2 separate regions of the Homo sapiens genome follow, and region 2 is linked to region 1. Evidence: read pairs that join two places in POLR2A ChIA-PET (ENCODE). Cell type or tissue: Caco-2. All regions are shown on one strand. Each heading gives the region's core, and the rest is flanking DNA. Links, peaks and the distances in the headings are about the cores only. Region 1 has its middle 73 kb from the start of BICD1. Region 2 overlaps RESF1 (retroelement silencing factor 1).

Region 1 (5,383 bases), core at 68-5,067:
GCCGGGCGTGATGACAGGCACCTGTAATCCCAGCAACTCGGGAGGCTGAGGCAGAAGAATTGCTCCAACCTGGGAGGTGGAGGTTGCAGTGAGCCAAGATTGCACCACTGCATTCCAGCCTGGGCGACAGAGCGCGAGACTCCATCTAAAAAAAAAAAAAAAAAAAAAAAAAAAAGAGCAAAATTAACTTAAAAAGGCTGTCATTTGCCCTAAATGGGATGCGTACTTCACAGAGTGATAAGGAAATTCACCTCTGCATCTGCATATGTTACCTTGTCATTTTCAGGCACGATCTGCTTAAAAGAATTATTATCATTTGAAGTAGACACTGATTCTTCTTCAGCAAATTTGTGTCTTCTATTTTTTCATGTAGTCAATGATATTACTACAGCCTTCACCGGGGATGGTAAATGTTGATAAATATTTTGTGCAATTTATACATGCATCATTAGCTTCCTTGAGAAACTCAAAGTTCAGACTTAATTTTTCTTTTTCTTTCTTTTTTTTTTTTTTGAGATGGAGTCTCGCTCTGTCACCCAGGCTAGAGTGCAGTGGCTCGATCTCAGCTGCTGCAACCTCTGCCTCCCGGGTTCAAGCAATTCTCTGCCTCAGCCCCCCACGTAGCTGGGACTACAGGCACAGGCCACCACACCCAGCTAATTTATTTTTATTTTTATTATTTTTTTGAGACAGAGTCTCACTCTGTCGCCCAGGCTGGAGTGCAGTGGTGTGATCTCAGCTCACTGCAACCTCCACCTCCTAGGTTCAAGTGATTCTCCTGCCTCAGCCTCCCGAGTAGCGGGATTATAGGCATGTGCCACCATGCCTGGCTAATTTTTTTTATTTTTATTTTTAGTAGAGTTGGGGTTTCACTATATTGGCCAGGGTGGTCTCGAACTCCTGACCTTGTGATCTGCCTGCCTCGGACTCCCAAAGTGCTGGGATTACAGGCGTGAGCCACTGTGCCCAGCCTAATTTTTCCTTCTTTAAGAACTTTTGTGTCTGGGCACAGTGGCTCACACCTGTAATCCCAGCACTTTGGGAGGCTGAGGCTGGAGGATCGCTTGAGCTCAGGAGTTTGAGACCAGCCTGGGCAGCAAAGTAAGACCTCATCTCTACAAAAAATAAAAGTTAGCTGGGCATGGTTGTGAGCACCTGGGGTCCCAGCTACGCAGGAAGCTGAAGTAGGAGAATCACTTGAGCCCAGGAGGTCAAGGCTGCAGTGAGCTGTGATTGCACCACTGCACTCCAGCCTGGGCAACAGAGCAAGTCCCTGTCTTAAAAAAAAAAAAAAAAGAAAAGAAAAGAAAAGAAAAAGAAAGGAAAAAAAACCCACCAAAATAAATAAATAAAAACCCTACAAAAAGGCAAAAAAAAAAAACCTTAAAAAAAATATTATTGCAGCCGGGCGGGGTGGCTCATGCCTGTAATCCCAGCACTTTGGGAGGCTGAGGCAGGCGGATCACCGGAGGTCAGGAGTTCGAGACCAGCCTGGCCAACATGATGAAACCCCGTCTCTACTAAAACTACAAAAAATTAGCCGGGCATGGTGGTGGGTGCTTGTAGTCCCAGCTACTTGGGAGGCTGAGGTAGGAGAGTCGCTTGAACCCGCTAGGCGGAGGTTGCAGTGAGCTGAGATCATGCTGCTGCACTCCAGCCTGGGTGACAGAGCAAGACTCCCTCTCAAAACAAAAACAAAAAAAAACCTTATTCTTGCTGGAAGAGTCTATAGGAAAAAAATTAATGTAAGTATAATAAATAAATGGTTATAGATGTATACTATATATATATATTTATACAATATATAATGATAAAACCACTAAGCAAAAGTGTTGCAGGAGTTAAGGATGAGCCACCCCAAAATTGGCTGATGTGATGTACTGATTATTTCAAGCTGAAAGTACTTGAGAGACTGTAATTGCAGAAAGGGCTCTCTGACCTGTCCTTTCCTACATGTAGCAAGTCATAAAAATTCCTTTGAGGAGGAGGCCTTTCCGGTACCAGGGCAAGAAAATAACCCTTATCTCCAGGGACTGGGAACTGCCACTGAGCTGGACCTGTACAGATAAACTTACTTAATAAATCCTTATCTTCCACTAGGTTTACATCCCCCCATAAATCTCCTAGTGACTCCCCTAGAATTTACTGTCCCCAACCTGGATCCCTTTGTCCAGTCCTTTCTTCACAGATTTACCATTCTTTATCTAAAAAGTAGAAAAGCTTTCCGCTTTGGCCATTTCCTCAGGTGTTCACTCTCTTGTAAGTGTCCCTTTGTACAGGTAAAAATTAATAAAACTTGTGTGCTTTTCTTCTGTTAATCTGCCTTTGTCAATTTAATTCCTAGGCCCAACTAAAGATGCCACTTAAGAACTGAGATGGTTAGAGGTGATCTTTAAATTCCCCTGCTGTGTCGACCACTTTCTCTGTACAGCGGGCAGGACTGCCCGGCCTGTTTCCTCCTGTATTTCATATACAGATGTACCAACTGATCAGGAGCATCCAATACTTCTCCTGCCATCGCCTGAGATCTGCATGAATTCATTGTCCCAAGCCACCAGCACTGGAGCACACTTCATGTAACAGCAAGCACTCTGCCTCTGCCTGCAGTCCTTGAAAAGGAAGCTATTAGTTAAATGAGGTCTGGCAAGGATTGGGAAGGGAAGAAAGATTGTCTTTTCCATTTGAAATGAACCTGAACCTGGCACAGTGCCGCATGCCTGTAGTCCCAGGTACTTGGGAGGCTAAGGCAGGAAGATCACTTCAGCCCAGGACTTCAAGGCTAGCCTTGGCAATATAGTGAAACCCTATCTCTAAAAAATAGAGTGAGAGTGAGAGAGAGAGAGCTCACAGCACAAGTGCCTCACACACCACCAAATGAGACCATGATAGAAGCTAGAAGTGCAAAGTGCAAGTCTACCAAACCCATCCCAGCTAATTTTGATAACACTATTAACAATACCCTGTTTATGGTTTTTGTTTTTTTTTTTTTTTTTGAGACAGAGTCTGTCTCTGTCACCGAGGCTGGAGTGCAGTGGCGCATCTCTGCTTACTGCAAGGTCCGTCCCCTGGGTTCATGCCATTCTCCTGCCTCAGCCTCCCGAGTAGCTGAGACTGCAGGCACCCGCCACCATGCCCGGCCAATTTTTTTGTATTTTTAGTAGAGAAGGGATTTCACCGTGTTAGCCAGGATGGTCTCAATCTCCTGACCTCGTGATCTGCCCGCCTCGGTTTATGTTTTTTTAAAATGGGACAAGGGAAAGGTTTGCCGGTCCAAGGAAAACTTCTACCAATCCTCCCATTTACCTTTGGTTGTATAGAATATAGCAAAAATGAGTTTTGAGAGTAAGGATTTTATTCAACTTCATTTCACAAACATTTACTGAGCATCTTCTAAGAGTCAGGAGCAATATGAAGGCCCCCTACCCTAAAGGAGTTGACATTTCCTCAGGTGATGCAGACACTGCCTGAAAGCTATGACTGCAATCGGGTCCTGCTACCAGCATGAGTAAAGTGTAATAGGATCTCAGAAGTAGGGCTCAATTAATTCTCCCTGGAAGAGTTAGGAAATGCTTCACAGATGAGGTGATACTTGAGCTGGCCTTTGGAGTAAAGCGAGTAGGATTTTTTCCGTCAGCTGGAGAAGCAGTAAAAGGGTTTTCTAGATACAGGACACATACAACATGAGCAACATGAGCAGCTTGCACATTCTAGGGACTGGCAAGCTGATTTGAAGGAAAGTGAGAAGTTTCATACGGCTGGCACAAAACAAGTATATGACAGGAGCAAGAAGATGCAAGTAAAAATGGTTTGATCTATGGACATAAACAAAGACCAACCGAAAGAGAACAATCAAAGGCTATTTATCCAGAGCCTGCTACAGCAAGAGCGTCAGTCACAGTCACTTGTGTTTTGGCAAAGACTCAAAGGCAGGCAGAGGAGTGGGAAATTTTTATAGTGGAAAAAGAGAAGGTTTCAAGTATGCCCTGATAGCTGCCAGCTTTGCCTGTCACGGGACTCATGACTATAACCCCAGCACTTTAGGAGGCTGAGGCAGGAGGATTTCTTGACCCCAGGAGTTTGAGACCAGCCTGGGCAACACAGTGAGATCTCATCTCTACAAAAAATTAAAAATAAAATTAGCCAGGCTTGGTGGCAAATGCCTGTAGTCCCAGCAACTTGGGAGGTTGAGGTGGGAGGACTGCATGAGCCTGGGAGGCTGAGGATACAGTGAGCCATGATCGTGCCACTGCAACTCCAGCCAGGGTAACAGAGTGAGACCCTGTCTCAAGTAACTGCCAGCTTCTCTCATTTCTGTCCCAGCTTCCAATTTAGGACCCACAGGAGAAAGCCAAATATGCACCCCTAACCAATCCCATAGGATGCGCCTCTTCTAGTTAGCTGCCTACAGCTTCTCCAGGTCGACAGCGTCCAATCAGGGTAGACCTGAAACTTTTTGCTTTTTCCACTATCAAGTTTTCGCAGTCCTCTGCTTGACTTTGACTTTTTACCAAATGCACATGATGGTGGCTCTCTCTCTTGCTATATAGCAAGCTCTGATTAGATAGCCTTTATTTGTTCTCCTGTAGGTGGTCTTTATTTCCATACAATCAAGTCTAAGCTGCTACCTGGACTATCTCAAGCCTCCTAAATGGTCTCACTCTTCAACTCTTCTCTGATAAATAAGTTGATGCCAGTTATCTAAATCTTTCAAAGTATATAAAACATAGAGTTGATGATGAAAATTTTGCACTGTGTTTGTGCCTGCCATCTTCAGTGCCTCCATCCCTACTTCTGACTCTGTAGTGTATGCCCGGCTGATTTCCATGACAAGGTTTGCTCTGGCAGCCTGAACTGTAACACTCCCCCAGCAGTTCATAACCAGCTCCCTCACTCATCCTGTGGGTAAGTCTGGGTCATGCTCTCTACACTGAGTCCCAGGGTTCTGCAGCAAGATGCAGCTACAGTTGCTCACAGTGGCAGCTGGATTGATAGCTCACCCTTTTCTTAACTGCTTTTCCCTTCCATCCTTATCTCACGTCGCCAGTCCTCCACCAGTGTTTCCTGAGATCACCTCCCAGTGAATTATTAATACTTGCTTTCAAATCCTTTCTCAGGGTGTGTGTCTGTGGGAACCCAAGAGAATACAGCCAGAATTAGAAATAACTCAAATCACCTTATTCAAATAACTAACAACTACAGGAGGAAGAGGAGACCAAATTGCCACTTCCCGCATAGGTTTTCACTAATATATATGCTTGGCAAGAATAAGGAAAAGAGAGTACCCAAGTTATTTTAAAAAGAAGTAAAAAAAAGAAAAGAAGAAAAATTGTTAATGCCATTTACAATTTCAAAAATGACTGCATGTGGTTCATTAACAAGCATT
Region 2 (5,383 bases), core at 80-5,079, 59 kb after region 1:
ATAGCGAAGACATACACACACTTTTATATATAGACACTTGTTTTATGACAAAGTTAGGAAAAAAGTTCTTTTCAATACATGAAGCTAGGTCAATTGGTTATCTATATGCCACGAATGAAAATAAGCCTTATCCAATTACACAGCAAGAGACATATACAAACAAATCAATCCCAGGTAGATTATCGTTTTAAAGTTTCCAGAAACAGGCCAGGCATGGTGGCCCACGCCTGTAAATCCCAGCACTTTGGGAGGCCGAGGCGGGCAGATCACCTGAGGTCAGAAGTTTGAGACCAACCTGACCAACATGGATGGTGAAGCCCCCGTCTCTACTAAAAATGCAAAAATTAGCCGGATGTGGTGGCACACACCTGTAATCCCAGCTACTCGTGAGGCTGAGGTAGGACAATCCCTTGAACCAGGGAGGCGGAGGTTGCAGTGAGCCGAGGTCGCACCACCGCACTCAAGCCTGGGCAACAAAAGCGAAACTCCATCTCAAAAAAACATGAGAATATCTTTATGCCCTCGGGATAGGGGAAGGTTCCTATAACAGGGCACAATGAACAATAAGAAAAAAGGTCCATAAAACGGACTGCATCAAAATTAATCACCACTGTTTATCAAAAAACACCATTAAGGAAGTGAAAAAGTAAAGTCACTCTCTAGAAGATTATATTCGCAATACATAGCAAAGAGATCATATCCAGCCTATATAGGGAATTACGTAAAAAGAAAAATGTAGACAACTCAATAAAAAATAAGCATGAAGCTTAATTAAACACTGTATGAGACACTACAGTTGATCCTTGAACGTGGCTTTGAAGTGCGTGGGTCCACTTATACGTGGATTTTCTTTTGTCTATGCTACCCTGGAGACAGCAAGACCAACCCCTTCTCTTCCCTCCTCCTCCGCCTAGTTAAGATAAATGTGATGAGGATAAACACCTTTATGATGATCCATTTCCACTTAATGAATAGTAAATATATTCTCTTATGATTTTGGTTTTTTTTTGAGATGGAGTCTCGCTCTGTCACCCAGACTGGAGTGCAGTGGTGCGATCTCGGCTCACTGCAACCTCTGCCTCCTGGGTTCAAGTGATTCTCCTGTCTCAGCCTCCCGAGCAGCAGGGATTACAGGGTCCCACCACCATGCCAGGCTAATTTTGTATTTTTAGTAGAGACAGGGTTTCACCATGTTGGCCAGGCTGGTCTCGAACTCCTGACCTTGTGATCCGCCGCACCCAATCCCTTATGATTTTCTTAATAAAATTTCCTTTTCTCAAGCTTATTCTAAGAATACAGCATATAATACATGTAACATACAAAATATGTGTTTATCAACTGTTTAATGTTACTGTTAAGGCTTCCACTGAACAGCATGCTATTGTTAATCAAGTTTTGGCGGAGTCAAAAGTTAAATGTGGATTTTTTTTACTGCACAAGAGTCAGTTATCCTAATTCCTATGTTATTCAATGGTCAACTATATTTAAATGGCAAAATTTTTGGTAAGTGCTAAATCCATTATGAATATCAGAAATGTAAATGAAAACCATAAGGTGGTAATACTATACACAATGGCTAGAATTTTTTCAACTCTCAATACCACATGTTGGCAAGAAAATGGAACAAATGGAACTCTCCTACAATGGTGATAGGAGTATATCATGATCCTTAAAGTAACCAACACTTTGGAAAGACGTATGGCATCATCTACCAAGGGTTAATAAATGCAAGCCCTGAGACCTAGAAGTTTCATTCCTAGGTATGTACCAAACAGAAATGCATAATTATAACACTGCCAGCAGCATTAGGTGCAGTAAGCAAAAACTGGAAACAAACAAAATAGAAATGTATTCATATTAATGAAACACTATAGTAACAAAAATAAAAGGCTATATGCAACATGAATCTAACAAACACAAGACTGAGTGAAAAAGGCCAGAGATTAAAGAATAATCCATGATTCCATTTATATAAAGATTGAAACACAGACAAAACCAACCATCTAGGGACTGTAGTGGTACTTTTTACAAAGTGTGATGGAATAGCAATTGGTAGTTAAGTAGCATGAAGACTGCTTTTGACCAGGGTGATACTTACACACAAGTGTGTTCCCTACATAATCCACTGCATTATACACTTACCATTTGTACCCTTTCTTAGGTATGTTTTGATTTCATAAAGTTATTTTTTAAAGCTCTCTTATAATAGTAGATGCATACTATTAAGCATTTATCAAAACCCGTAAGACCCATTGGATACAGAGTAAACTCTAATGTTAGTGATGGACTTTAATAATAACATATCAGTATGACTAATCCAAGTTGCTAATAGTGGAACCTTAGAGTTTTGGAGATGGGAGGTTCCTATAAAGCTCTTATATGGGAATGCTCTGTACTATAAGCTCAGTTTTCTTTTTCTTTTTTTTTCAGATGGAGTCTCGCTCTGTCGCCCAGGCTGGAGTGCAGTGGCACGATCTGCAACCTCCACCTCCCGGGTTCAAGCAATTCTCCTGCCTCAGCCTCCCGAGTAGCTGGGACTACAGGCGCGCGCCACCATGCCTGACTCATTTTTTATATTTTTGCTAGAGATGGGGTTTCACCATGTTGGCCAAGATGGTCTCAAACTCCTGACCTCATGATCTGCCTGCCTTGGCCTCCCAAAGTGCTGGGATTACAGGCGTGAACCACCATGCCTGACCTCAATTTTCTTTAAACCTAAAACTCTTCTAGAAAATAAAGTCTATCCGTTAAAAAAAAAAAAAAAAGGCAGCCACCACATGCTGACACTCATTTTACAACTCTCAGGCGTTAGGACTCTGTTCCTCTCACTACTTTGACTAGTCCACAAGGTTGGAAGCAGAATGGGTCACAGTGTTCACTGACAGAAGAAAAGCAGCACTTCTAAGGAGAATTAATGATGCTTCATAACTGCCCGTCCCCCTCACTGTCCCCTGGCTTTTACGTCAACTTGGAGGAGAGAGTCTCATGAACTGAATTGTACCCTCCCCAAAATTCATAAGTGAAAGCCCTGACCCTCAGTGTATTTGGAGATAGGGCCTTTAAGGAGATAATTGGTTAAGTGAGGTCATTAGAGTGGGGCTCTAATCCGACTAGTATCCCCCATAGGAAGAGGGACACCAGCGATGTCGGCCCACAGAGGAAGGACCACGTTAGGACACAGCAAGAAGACAGTCACCTGCAAGCCACTGAGAGAGAAGCTTCAAGAGAACAGAAATCAAACATATTGACCCTGGACTTCTAGCCGCCGGAACTGGGAGAAATAAATTTCTCCACCCAGTCTGTGGCATTACTGTCATAGTAGCCCACGATAAGAAATACATACTTGGTCTCTGCCCATGATTCCAGACACGGGGCACCTAAAACTCTTGTAGATTGGGGTATACAATCTTTTGCACTAATACGTGGTCTTTGAACCCGGTTCCTGACACAGAGCTCCTGAGACCTTTGTAATCTCCTGAGTAACAGGAGTGTCTGGTAACATAGAGGTGACCGTAGGGTGGGGCAGCACCTGGAGAGGGCATGGAAGCGCTCACATATGCATTCCCCCATGCATCTCTTCCACCTGGCTCTTCATCTAATAGGCTTTATAATAAGTAAACTATTTCCCTGAGTTCTGTGAGCTCTAGCAAATTAATCAAATCCACGGAGGGAGTCTTGACAATCCCCTCTTTGTAACAGGTTGGTCAAAAGTACAGGTCTGGCGAAGTCAGGGGCAGTCTTGTGGGACTGAGTCCTCAACCTGTGGGATCTGAAGCTTTCTCCAGGTAGATGATGCCAACATGTAATTGAATTGTAGGACACCCAGTTGTTGTCAGCTGGAAAACAGTTTGCGGATGGGAAGAAATCCAAATACATTCTGGTGACCAGAGATGAAGTGGTCAGTTGTGTGAAGAAGTTTTGGTTTTCCTATCTCAAACACAGCCCTAGCAATTAATACAGAGCATATGGGTAGGAAGGGAAACTATCTTTATGTTAATTTGGTTTTTTTTTTTTCCTCCATCCCTCTCCTTCACTGGCATAGAAGAAAACTGAAAACTCGAAAAGCACTCCGGAACGACCTAAATTGAAGTTTTTGGAAGATTGCCTACTAGCTACACAAATAGACTGTGAAAGGAAAATACAATCGACCCTTGAACAACATAGGGATTACGACTTAGGGTGGCAGTAGAGTGGCAGATGCAGAAGAAACTCCAAGTGTAGCCAGACAAGGTAGTGTGTGGATGCAGTCCCAGATACTCAGGAGGCAGAGATGGGAGGACTGTTTGAGCCCAGATGTTTGAGGCTGTAATGTGCTATGACTGTACACTGCACTCCAGCCTGGGCAACAGAGAGTGACCTCATCTCTTAAAAAAAAAAAAGTCAAATCCATGTGTATGTGGATCCACATGGGTCAAACTCACATTGTTCAAGGGTCAGCTGCAGTCTCTAGGATGGCATAATCTACTTGTGGATATAATGTATTCTTAGAACTTTCAAGAATATATTCTAACACAGATTACCATAGACAAGTTTCCATGGTCCATCACTACCATTTCTCTGAGAGAATAAATTCTCGCCCCAAGATCTCTGCCAGCCTCCATCACTGATAGTTTAATATAAAAAATACTTTTAAAAAGAATTTGTGCTTCCATGAAGTTACAAAAAATACAGTGAAAATATCGTTAAAGAAATTAAAAACAGAAAAAACAAAGAGAAATTAAAATGCTACATTAGAAAATACTCATTTATGCAAAATAAACCCCACTAAGGAATAAGAAAGGAATAAAAAGACGAGACATAAAAACAAAAAGTAAAACATTAGAGGTAAATGTAATTATATAAAAAATAACATTTTTATATAAACAATTCTGAGAATGTAGGAATAAACTTTCTCACACTTCTGACACCAGATGTGTGGGTGTCTCACCCCACATAACAAGCAATCAGTTCTGCAGTGTACACACCAGGTGGGTGTCCTCTAATTCATTTTAATTCCAAGACTATCTATATGAAGATAGTGTCAGATCTCATCAGTTTAGGGCTCAGTCCTGCAAGACTGCCCCCACTTTTTTTTTTTTTTTTTTTTGAGACGGAGTCTCACTCTGTCACCCAGGCTGGAGTGCAGTGGCACCATCTTGGCTCACTGCGAGCTCCGCCTCCCAGGTTCACGCCATTCTCCTGCCTCAGCCTCCTGAGTAGCTGGAACTACCGGTGCCCACCACCACGCCTGGCTAATTTTTTGTATTTTTAGTAGAGACAGGGTTTCACCATGTTAGCCAGGATGGTCTCGATCTCCTGACCTCGTGATCCACCCACCTCGGCCTCCCAAAGTGCTGGGATTACAGGCGTGAGCCACTGCGCCCAGCCGAGACTGCCCCCCACT

The links. Peaks named below come from ENCODE experiments on the same cell type or tissue, not always from the same donor. Only the 100,000 strongest peaks of a DNase experiment are listed, where the experiment ranks them.
Region 2: POLR2A ChIA-PET joins it to region 1 with 6 read pairs; 8 of 35 experiments call an interaction of 5 or more read pairs at or near these places.

The regions. Positions count from the first base shown.
Region 1 is chr12:32,030,900-32,036,282 of GRCh38, reverse strand. No RefSeq gene overlaps it. Among named protein-coding and RNA genes, the nearest start is that of BICD1, 73 kb to the left of the region's middle. In Caco-2, for the core only: no CTCF peak of the experiment used is centred there; DNase peaks (open chromatin) are centred at 2,012 and 2,556.
Region 2 is chr12:31,972,309-31,977,691 of GRCh38, reverse strand. All of the region lies in intron 3 of RESF1 (retroelement silencing factor 1), which reads right to left. Among named protein-coding and RNA genes, the nearest start is that of RESF1, 16 kb to the right of the region's middle. In Caco-2, for the core only: no CTCF peak of the experiment used is centred there; no DNase peak of the experiment used is centred there.